2 separate regions of the Homo sapiens genome follow, and region 1 is linked to region 2. Evidence: read pairs that join two places in POLR2A ChIA-PET (ENCODE). Cell type or tissue: GM12878. All regions are shown on one strand.

Region 1 (5,000 bases), 610 kb before region 2:
GGGCCACTGTCTCTACAAAAAATAAGAAAAATTAACAGGTGTGTTGGTGCATGACTGTAGTCCCAGCTACTTGGGAGGCTGAGATGGGAGGATCCCTTAGGCCTGGGAGGTTGAGGTTGCAGTGAGCTGTGGTCACACAGCTGCACTGCAGCCTGGGCAACAGAGCAAGACCCTGGATCAAAAAAAAAAAAAATCACTCAATGAAACTTACTTTTTTTTTTTTATTGATTCCTTAACAGCACTATTCCAGGCATACAGAAAATTTGGATACGAACATGGGGTTGTTCTCATAATAATTCAGATGGAGAATATATGGCTGGACAGCTAGCTGCTTATGGCTATAAAATTACAGGTAATGAGATCTATAATATATTTTATTGATTAAATTTTTCAGAATTAAGCTTTTAGAGATAAATAGCCTAGCAGTTAAAGGGTATTTTAGCATGACAGTGATTTTAAGGTGAAACAGATAGTTATTACACATTTTGTAGATAACCATGGATGTCATATTTAAAAAAACTTTTTATTTTGAAATAAGTTTAGACTTTCAGAAAAGTAGTAAAATTAGAGAGTTCACATATGCCCATCACCAAGCTTCCCTTGATATTAACATCTTACGTAGTTGTAATATCATTAATAAACCAGGAAATTAACATTAGTGCATTTCTGTTATCTAAACTGTAGATCGTATTTGAATTTTACCAGTTTTCCCATTAACTTCCTTTTTCTGTCCCAAGATCTAATGTTGGGTCCCACCTTACATTTAGTTTCATGTCCCCTTAGTTTCCTCCAATCTGTGACAGTTTCTTAATTTTTTCTTGTCTTCTGTGACCTTGACACTTCTGAAGAAAACATTTCCTTGATATTTCTGATGAAAATGATTATTATGTAGAATGTCCTTCAACTTGAATTGGTCTTTTTCTCATGATTAGAATGAGGTTCTGGGTTTTTGGCAAGCAGAGAACAGAAGCGATACTATATTTTTCTCAGTGCGTCATATCGGGGTCATGATGTCAGTGTGTCTTATACTGGTACACTAACCCATGTCTGCTAGGTTTCTTTCCAATACAGTCACTGTTTTTCTCATTACAACTAATAAACATCCTATTTCTCCTCAACCTTTGGCCTGTTAATTTTAGTATCTACTGGTGGATCTTGTCTGCAACAGTTATTACTGTGGTGTTTACTTAATGGTGATTTTCTGCTATCTTGTTTTCTTTACATTTATATTTATTTATTTATTTATTTATTTATTTATTTATTTATTTACTTTGAGATGGGGTCTCTTTGTGCCCCATTCTGGAGTGCAGTGGCACGATCTCAGCTCACTGCATCCTCTGCCTCCCAGGTTCAAGCGATTCTTCTGCCTCAGCCTCCCAAGTAGCTAGGATTACAGGCATATGCCACCATGCCTGGCTAACTTTTGTATTTTTAGTAGATACGGGGTTTCACCATGTTGGCCAGGCTAGTCTCGAACTCCTCAGCTCAAGTGATCCACTCGCCTCGGCCTCCCAAAGTGCGGGGATTACAGGTGTGAGCCACTGCGCCCAGCCTCCTCTTTACATTTATTAATTGGAGTTTTTCTCTAAGGAAGAGCTGTCCATTCTTCTCCATCTTAATTAATTAATTAAATTTTTTTTTTTTAGACAGAGTCTCGCTTTGTTGCCCAGGCTGGAGTACAGTGTTGTGATCTCGGCTCACTGCAACCTCTGCCTCCGGGGTTCAAGGGATTCTCCTGCCTCAGCCTCCCAAGTAGCTGGGATTACAGGCATGCGCCACCACACCAGGCTAATTTTTTGTATTTTTTAGAGATGGGGTTTCGCCATGGTAGCCAGGCTGGTCTAGACCTCTTGATCTCAGGTGATTTACCTGCCTTGGCCTCCCAAAGTGCTGGGATTACAGGCATGAGCCACTGCACCTGGCCCGTCTTAGTTATTTCTATCAGTACAGACTCATGGATATTTATTTTATCCTGTGGATATAGTCTGATACTATCATTATGTATTATGCTGCTTGTTGTTCCAATCTTGGCCATTAGGATCTTGTTCAGGCTGGCTCCTGTGTCTTTTCAGCATGCCGGCATCTTTTTTTTGAGCACTTCTTTATTTCCTGGCACCACAAAATGTTCTAATCTCTCATATTTTCCCTTCCCCAGTCTTGGAAGCAACCAGTTTTCCAAGGAGTCCTGATTTTTTTCATTAAGAGAATGGCATTTAGAAAAGGGGATCTGGGCAGTCAATATGCTTGCTCGTTGCCACCGTGAGGTGTCGCTGTTGTGAGGTCCTCTTGGGGGATGGAGCTAGGAATTATGTATGAATAGTAACCCACACATATGCACGCATCTGTAGCTATTTCTGTATCTATTATGTGTACTAAATGGAACTATAATTCGAATGCTTTGTGACAGGCACTGACCCGGTGCTTTATGTATGTTATCTTGCTTAGTCCTTGAGTAGGAGGAAATATTGGCACCCCTACTTTACAGTTGAGAAAGGAGAGGTTGTGTCTTTTTTTTTTTTTTTTTTTTTTTTGAGACAGAGTCTTGCTCTGTCTCCCAGGCTGGAGTGCAGTGGCGCGATCTTGGCCCACAGCAAGCTCCGCCTCACGGTTCAAGGGATTCTCCTGGCTCAGCCTCCCGAGTAGCTGGGACTTCAGGTGCCCGCCACCATGCCTGGCTAATTTTTCATATTTTTAGTAGAGACAGAGTTTCACCGTGTTAGCCAGGATGGTCTCAATCTCCTGACCTCGTGATCCACTCGCCTTGGCCTCCCAAAGTGCTGGGATTACAGGCGTGAGCCACTGTGCTCGGCCTGAGAGGTTGCGTCTTATCTTAAATCACATATGCAGTGAAGTCCTTTGTCACTTCCAAACACTGCTCCTGACCATTGTTCTGTACCTCATGGCTGCCTTTGCATGTGTAATTGGCAAGTCCTAGCTATAAGACAGCATGTAATGATTAAGGAGGATTGGAAACCTAGTCCTTGTATCACCCTTTTTCCTTCAGTAACTAAAATATCTTTTTTTTTTTTTTTGAGACGGAGTCTCGCTCTGTCACCCAGGCTGGAGTGTAGTGGTGCAATCTCAGCTCACTGCAAGCTCCGCCTCCTGGGTTCATGTCGTTCTCCTGCCTCAGCCTCTCGAGTAGCTGGGACTACAGGTGCCCACCACCATGCCTGGCTAATTTTTTTGTATTTTTTTAGTAGAGACGGGGTTTCACCGTGTTAGCCAGGATGGTCTCGATCCCTTGACCTCGTGATCCACCCGCCTCGGCCTCCCCAAGTGCTAGGATTACAGGTGTGAGCCACCGCGCCTGGCCTAAAATACCTTATGTTATTAATTTTGTATTTTTTATAACATATTCTTTAGATGGCAAAATGAGTCTTAATATTTCTGTCCTTTAAGTTAAAAATGGTCAAAATATGCTTTCAGAATTACTTCTCTATATTCATTAGTAATTTTTAGTATAATTTAGCCTGGGCTTGCCTTACCATATTCTGATGGTGTAGTTTGAGTATTAAGAAAATAGAATTTATTTATTGATTTATATTTATTTATTTTTGAGACAGGTCTCACTATGTTTGCCCAGGCTGGCCCCAAGCTCCTGGGCTCAAGTGGTCCTTCTACCTCAGCCTCCCAAGTAGCTGGGACTACAGTTGTGTGCCTGGCTAAGAAAATACCCTAAGGAAAAAAAAAAAAAAAAGGCTGGGTGTGTTGGCTCATGCCTGCTGTAATCCCAGCACTTTGGAGGCCGAGGTGAGAGAGGGTGGGAGGGTCGCTTGAGCCCAGTAGTTTGAGACCAGTGTTGGCAACATAGTGAGACCCTGGCCCTGCAAAAATATTTAAAAAGTAGCCAGGTGTGTTGGTCTTTGCCTGTAGTCCCAGTTACTTGAGAGGATGAGGTGGCAGGATCGCTTGAGCCTGAGAGGTAGAGGCTGCAGTGAGCTGTTCTGTGCACAGCACTTCAGCCTGGGCAACAGAGTGAGATCCTATCTCAAAAAAAAAAAGGCCCTGAGATAATTTCCTAAAACATAAGGAAAATCAGATATTGACTTTTTCTATGTCATATTAAATATCTAATACATTTTAATTAAATTTTAATCCATTAGCAGTTTGTGTTTGGTCTTGTAACAGTACTTGTCTGTATAAAATAACAGTCCTGGTATGTTTATACAAGAATATTAGGTTTTGTTTTACACACCTAATTTTGTTTCTTATTTGGGAATAGTTAAAAAGAGAAAATAAGGAAGTAATTACTTGAATGGGAATTTTTTTTTTTTTTTTGCTAATGTAGCATAGTCTGTTGCTTTTATATATTATATGTATTTGTATTAATTTTATAAACTATTGATTGTTCCTACTTTAGAAATTCATAGTTGTTAATTCCAGCCTGGCTTGCATGCAGCAGACTGTGGGAATACTTTCTTCACTAGTCTAGGTGCTATAGGCCCAGGAAATATAAACAGAATTAGCTTTGATAAGACATTTAAGAAGTAAATCTCTACAGATTTTATATTTAAAGATTTGATATGAATGACTTCTGGATTACCTATGCCAGTAGTCACTTTCATTACTATGGAATAATGAGAATGTATAAAGTTTATTATGGCTTACTAGTTGATAATGTTTTCGTTAATCAAATGGAAACCTAAAATATTAAATGTATAACATAAAATAGGTATAAAATATACCTTATGTATAATGTATAGGGAGTTTATTGAAAACAGTATGCAGATAAATTATATCAAAATTAGTTCTCAGTAGTCATAGATATTTTTATCATTTGGGGAAGAAAGATTATGTGGGTATGTATTTGAAATTGCTGCTTTTAAATATGCAAATTCAGGATATAATTATTCTGTGTTAATACTTCATAAGGCCAGGTGTGGTGGCTCACGCCCGTAATCCCAGCACTTAGGAGGCCGAGGTGGGCAGATCACCTGAGATCAGGAGTTTGAGACCAGCCTGGCCAATGTGGCAAAACCCCGTCTCTACTAAAAATA
Region 2 (5,000 bases):
TCCAAATGTGCTCCAGAATATATTATAAAGGGACAGGGACGGATCTGAGTAAACATAAATCTGTGAAGATGTTCATTGCAGAACTGTTTATAGTAATAAAATGTAAAGAACAACCTAAATATCCCATAGTGGGTGATGAGTTAAATAAATGTTGCATTCATATGGCATAATGGTAGTGACTAAAATCATGTTATAGGAGAATATTTAGTGATAGGGAGGGGAGCGTTCACTGATATTTCAAAAACTGAAAATGTATTACGAGATAACATGTATGTGATCCTAATTTCATAAAAATTATTATTACACATTTGCTTAGGAAAAATAAGACTGAGCGGGGCATGGTGGCTCACACCTGTAATCCTAGCACTTTGGGAAGCTGAGGCAGGTGGATCACTTGAGCTCAGGAGTTTGAGACCAGCCTGGGCAACATGGTGAAACTCTGTCTCTATAAAAAATTTTTAAAAAATTAGCTGGGCATGGTAGCTTGTGCCTGTAGTCCCAGCTACTGGCAGGGCTGAGGTGGGAGGATAGCTTGAGCCCAGGAGGCAGAAGTTGCAGTGAGCCGAGATCGTGCCACTGTACTCCAGCTTGGGTGACAGAGCGAGACCCTGTCTCCAAAAAAAAAAAAAAAAAAGGAAAAATAAGACTGGTAAAATATACACTACAGTGTTAACACTAGTTATCTTTAGCAGAATCCCTTTTTTTCCTTTTTGTGCTTTTTCTATATTTTTGAAAATTTCTAAAATGAACATTTATTCCTTTTGTAAAGAAGGGAAAGAGAAAGGAAAGTTTTCCAGTGCCATTTTGTGGAGTGATGGGACAAATTTGTCTGAAAGGAATTGAAACGGGAATGGGAGGTTTAGAAGGAAGAACGATGGATGTAAGGAAGATAGTGAGACATGGATCAACTCTGAGCTGCAGCCACTGGAGAATTTGTGTGGTGGGATTACTAGAATTCAAGCAGCTGGAGAGGTGCAGAGAGATCCCTAGGAGCAAGACTGGTGTGCATGCTGCTGTGGTTGCTTTGGCATGGAATCCTTCTAAGAGTATCAAACTGTATAAAGTAGGTAGGAAACAGAACCTTGTATGCCTGGTAAACTTTGCCAAGGAGAAGGGTCTGCTCTCTGCCTAGGCTGGTTTTTCAGCATATGATTTAAGCATATTTTCCTTTGACTCTTCATATGTGTTTATTGATTTCTTTTTCTGCGCCATATTCTTTGTTTCTACTGTGATGCTTAGAGAGATGGTAGGTAGGGTGGAAAGAGATACGCTTTGAACTTGGCAGAATTCAGCCGACATAGATTTGATCCCTGCTCTATCACTTATGAGCTCTATGACCTTGGAAAAATTTGCTCCAGTGCTCCTAGCCAGCAGTGTTAGAATGATGCTGATAATAATCACCTTGCAAGGTTTTAAGCAAGATACATTTATGTAAAGTCACCAACTCAGTTCCTTTCACGATAATGGGCAGCCAGTAAATGTTACTTATTGTTCTCAAGATTGTCTTTTCTCAGCCAGACACTGTTGTATATATGCCTGTAATCCCAGCTACTCAGGAGGTTGAAGTGGGAGGATAGCCTGGAGTTTGAGACCAGCCTGGGCAACATAGTGAGATCCTGTCTCAAAGAAACAAACAAAAAACGAAAGATTGTCTTTTCTCATTGTTCTTTCTTGATTACACAAACACAGTGTGTCTTATAATTACAAAGCCATATGCTTGTGTTGATATCTTGTTTATTTGTTTTTGTAGTTTTTACTTAAGTAATATAAAAAAATAGCTAAGTGAAAATCTTCACGAATGAAAGCAACCTCTTTGTTTGTTCCTCGTCATCCTAACCAAAATCAGTAGTTTGATAGTACTTCTGTTTCATTATGACATACATCTACCAGTCACCTAACCTGGCCTTACTGAAACAAAACAGTCTTTGAGAAATGTAAGCACATCACTCAGCCTTGTTATGGAAAACTGGCAGAGCACCTGGGTGTGCCCAGAGGGACTGTGATTTCACTTCTCACTCCATAAGCAACATCCTTCTGTTGTGAATTAAATCTTCACAGTCAAAATCTGTGTCTGCATGTGCTTGTTTATTTGGAAAAGAAATGTTATTCAGAGAGGCATTTTATTTGTAATACTTGTGGAGCAATATGATATTAAGTGAGCTTAATATTGGTAGAGTGCTCTTTTCATTTTAAAGATTCTTCACATGCATTTGTTTTTCTTTCTGGCTTTCCTCTCTGTTATTAGGCCAACAGACAAGTTATATTTTATACATATGTGTCAGTATGATGCTTTACATGTGTTTATAACATATATGAATATGGTATATACTCTTCTGTTTGTGAATTGCTGTGCATATCTGAGGATACGCATGTTAGTGAACTGGTTTCAATTTACACAAGGAGGTTTCTTTTTTCTGCTTTCATCCAACCTTTATTGAGGACAGTAAATACTGCCTCTTATCTCCCATCCCAAGCTGAGTTCAGCATCTGGAGAAGCTTAAGGTCCCAATGCATCAAATTATCTTGCTCAAACTGTTGTTTATTACAGTCAATTTTGTCCTGTCACTCCAGTGGCAGAATGTCAAAGCTTTTCTTTGCATTGCCTTCAGCTTTTAGCCTCTGCAGGGATCTGATATGCTGCTCCTGCTTTGCCAGGGGGTGGGTTGGAGGGGACTCAAAGGGTCATGATGAAGCTCCAAGCCAGATAACTACAGCACTGGTTAACCTCCTTGCTAAAGCTGGGAAGGGTTTATGCCCCACCATTTCACTCCCTGGACCACAAACATGCACTTCATTTTATGAATGTCTGTTAATTTCCTATGTTTCCATTTCTTTTCTTTTGAGACCTGTGTAACCACAAGCAAAGCATGTATGATGGTATTCATAGAAGAATAGACAGTGTAAGTCTAGAAACTTAATGTGAATTTTGTCACTGACAAATATGTATTCTGTAATCTGAACAGTTTAATTTAGATAAATAGTTTATCTTTTAAAACTCTGACTAGAATAAACATTCACATGAATTTCCCATTTAAGTGTTTAAAACTTCAACTTCTAACCTTTTTTTCAGTTAGAAACATATATGTACCTAATTATTTCTTTTTAGTTTTATATAATTGTGATCATGTGTATAATTATACATGATGTAGCTTTCTGGGATGAAGTTTTGTTGTGACAAAAGGTGCTTTCCAAATACGTTTTTGTTTTGACCATTGTCAACATAGTTAATAATCTGTAGAAGTTTGCCTAATGCCTTCCTCTGGGGCTTCTTGACCTTGTTTTCTGAAACCTCCTTTTTTTTTTTTTTTTAATTTTTTTAATGACTCCTGTAATGTCTCATCAAAAAAAGCAGTTTCTATAGTATTCTTGAAAAATGAGTGTAATAGAGTTGGGGATGATAAATATATTTCCAGGATGGAATACAACTTATTCAGATAAGAAAAAATCTGGCAATAATGAAACATTTCACACTGATTATAAGCTAGGAAATATTCCTGTGTTTCTACTTAAAATCAGCTTTAGCCCAAGCAACCTCTTCTTTTGCTTGGACTATGGAAGTTGCCTTCTGACTGGTCCCTCCATACCCATTCTTGTTCCTCTCTCGAATCTGTTCTTCCAAGGGAAACTAGAATGATCTTTTATACAAGCTGTCATAGCAACCTGTGACACTACTCTTCATATACATCACACTTGCCATTTTATATGTGTGTGATTATTTGATCACTGTCCATCTCCCTTACTAGATTGTAAGTTCCAGAAGGGCAGAGGCCATGCCTGGCCTATGGTAGATGCTCAGTGAAGAGTTATGGGACACTTAAATGAAGACAGTCAGATCTGTACTAAGTTTTGTGTTGTGAAAGTATGTCCTCAGTTGTCCTGGTTTACACGGTTCTCACAGATAATCCACTCTGAACAGCGACACCTAATTCACTTAACCACCACTTGGTTGAGATCTTACCTCCTGTTCTGAGTCCGCACCATAGGCTAGCCTTTTAAAAATTAAACCCTTACTTCAGGCAGAGTTTGAGATTCAAAAATTTCTCCATAGTTCCACCCAACCCAGATTGGGTTTGAGAATATGCTTATGTAACAGACAAGAGTGGGAGATTATTGACTTCCTAGCTGCTCTTGAAAAAGATCTTTGCAATGAGGCCTGATTATTTTCATATCATGTATTTCCAGAACAAGCAATGTGCAAAAACCCTCTGTGACACCAAATGTATAGGATTTGTTCTTGTGATTTTGGGCTACTTTTTGCATGTCTCAGTTTTCAACAGTTCTCTGAGGAAGCACTTTGCTTATTTGGCAAAATAAGCATATTCGTGGTCCACATTGCAGACCCGCTTTAAGTCACCTATCTCCAGGTTTGAAAGTTTCCGTGGAAGAATCAATAAGTCGCTTTTGGCTCTAAAATGGCTCCTGAGCAGTCACCTTTTTGTTTTCATCCCATCTGTTGTTTTCGAATGGGAAATAAAGATTTTCTTTTTTTTCTTTTTTTCTTTTTTTTGAGATGAAGTCTCGCTCTGTCACCCAGGCTGGAGTACAGTGGCGCAATCTCGGCTCACTGCAACCTCTGCCTCCCGGGTTCAAGTGATTCTTCTGCTTCAGCCTCCTGAGTAGCTGGGATTACAGGCGCCCACCACCATGCCCAGCTAATTTTTGCATTTTTAGTAGAGACGGGGTTTCACCGTGTTGGTCAGGCTGGTCTCGAACTTCTGACTTCGTGATCTACCCTCCTTGGCCTCCCAAAGTGCTGGGATTACAGGCGTGAGCCACCGCACCCAGCCAAGATTTTTTTTTTTTTATTCACTGTAATTTTTGGACACAGACACACACACACACACACACGTGTGTGTGTGTGTGTGTGTGTCTGTGTCCAAAAATATATATATATGTATATATATTTTTTAACTTTAATTTCTGGTATACGTGTGCAGAACATACAGGTTTGTTACATAGGTATACATGTGCCATGGTGGTTTGCTGCACCTGTCAACCCG

Evidence for each region. ChIA-PET counts read pairs that join two places held together with the same protein. Peaks named below come from ENCODE experiments on the same cell type or tissue, not always from the same donor. Only the 100,000 strongest peaks of a DNase experiment are listed, where the experiment ranks them.
Region 1: POLR2A ChIA-PET joins it to region 2 with 5 read pairs; 3 of 35 experiments call an interaction of 5 or more read pairs at or near these places.

Annotation. Positions count from the first base shown.
Region 1 is chr6:20,548,354-20,553,353 of GRCh38, forward strand. CDKAL1 (CDKAL1 threonylcarbamoyladenosine tRNA methylthiotransferase) reads left to right here. Exons shown (of 16, transcript NM_017774.3): 4 at 240-352. Among named protein-coding and RNA genes, the nearest start is that of CDKAL1, 16 kb to the left of the region's middle. In GM12878, no CTCF peak of the experiment used is centred here; no DNase peak of the experiment used is centred here.
Region 2 is chr6:21,155,809-21,160,808 of GRCh38, forward strand. The region is part of intron 13 of CDKAL1 (CDKAL1 threonylcarbamoyladenosine tRNA methylthiotransferase); the gene reads left to right. Among named protein-coding and RNA genes, the nearest start is that of LINC00581, 350 kb to the right of the region's middle. In GM12878, no CTCF peak of the experiment used is centred here; DNase peaks (open chromatin) are centred at 1,933, 3,223 and 3,903; H3K27ac peaks cover 1,417 bases.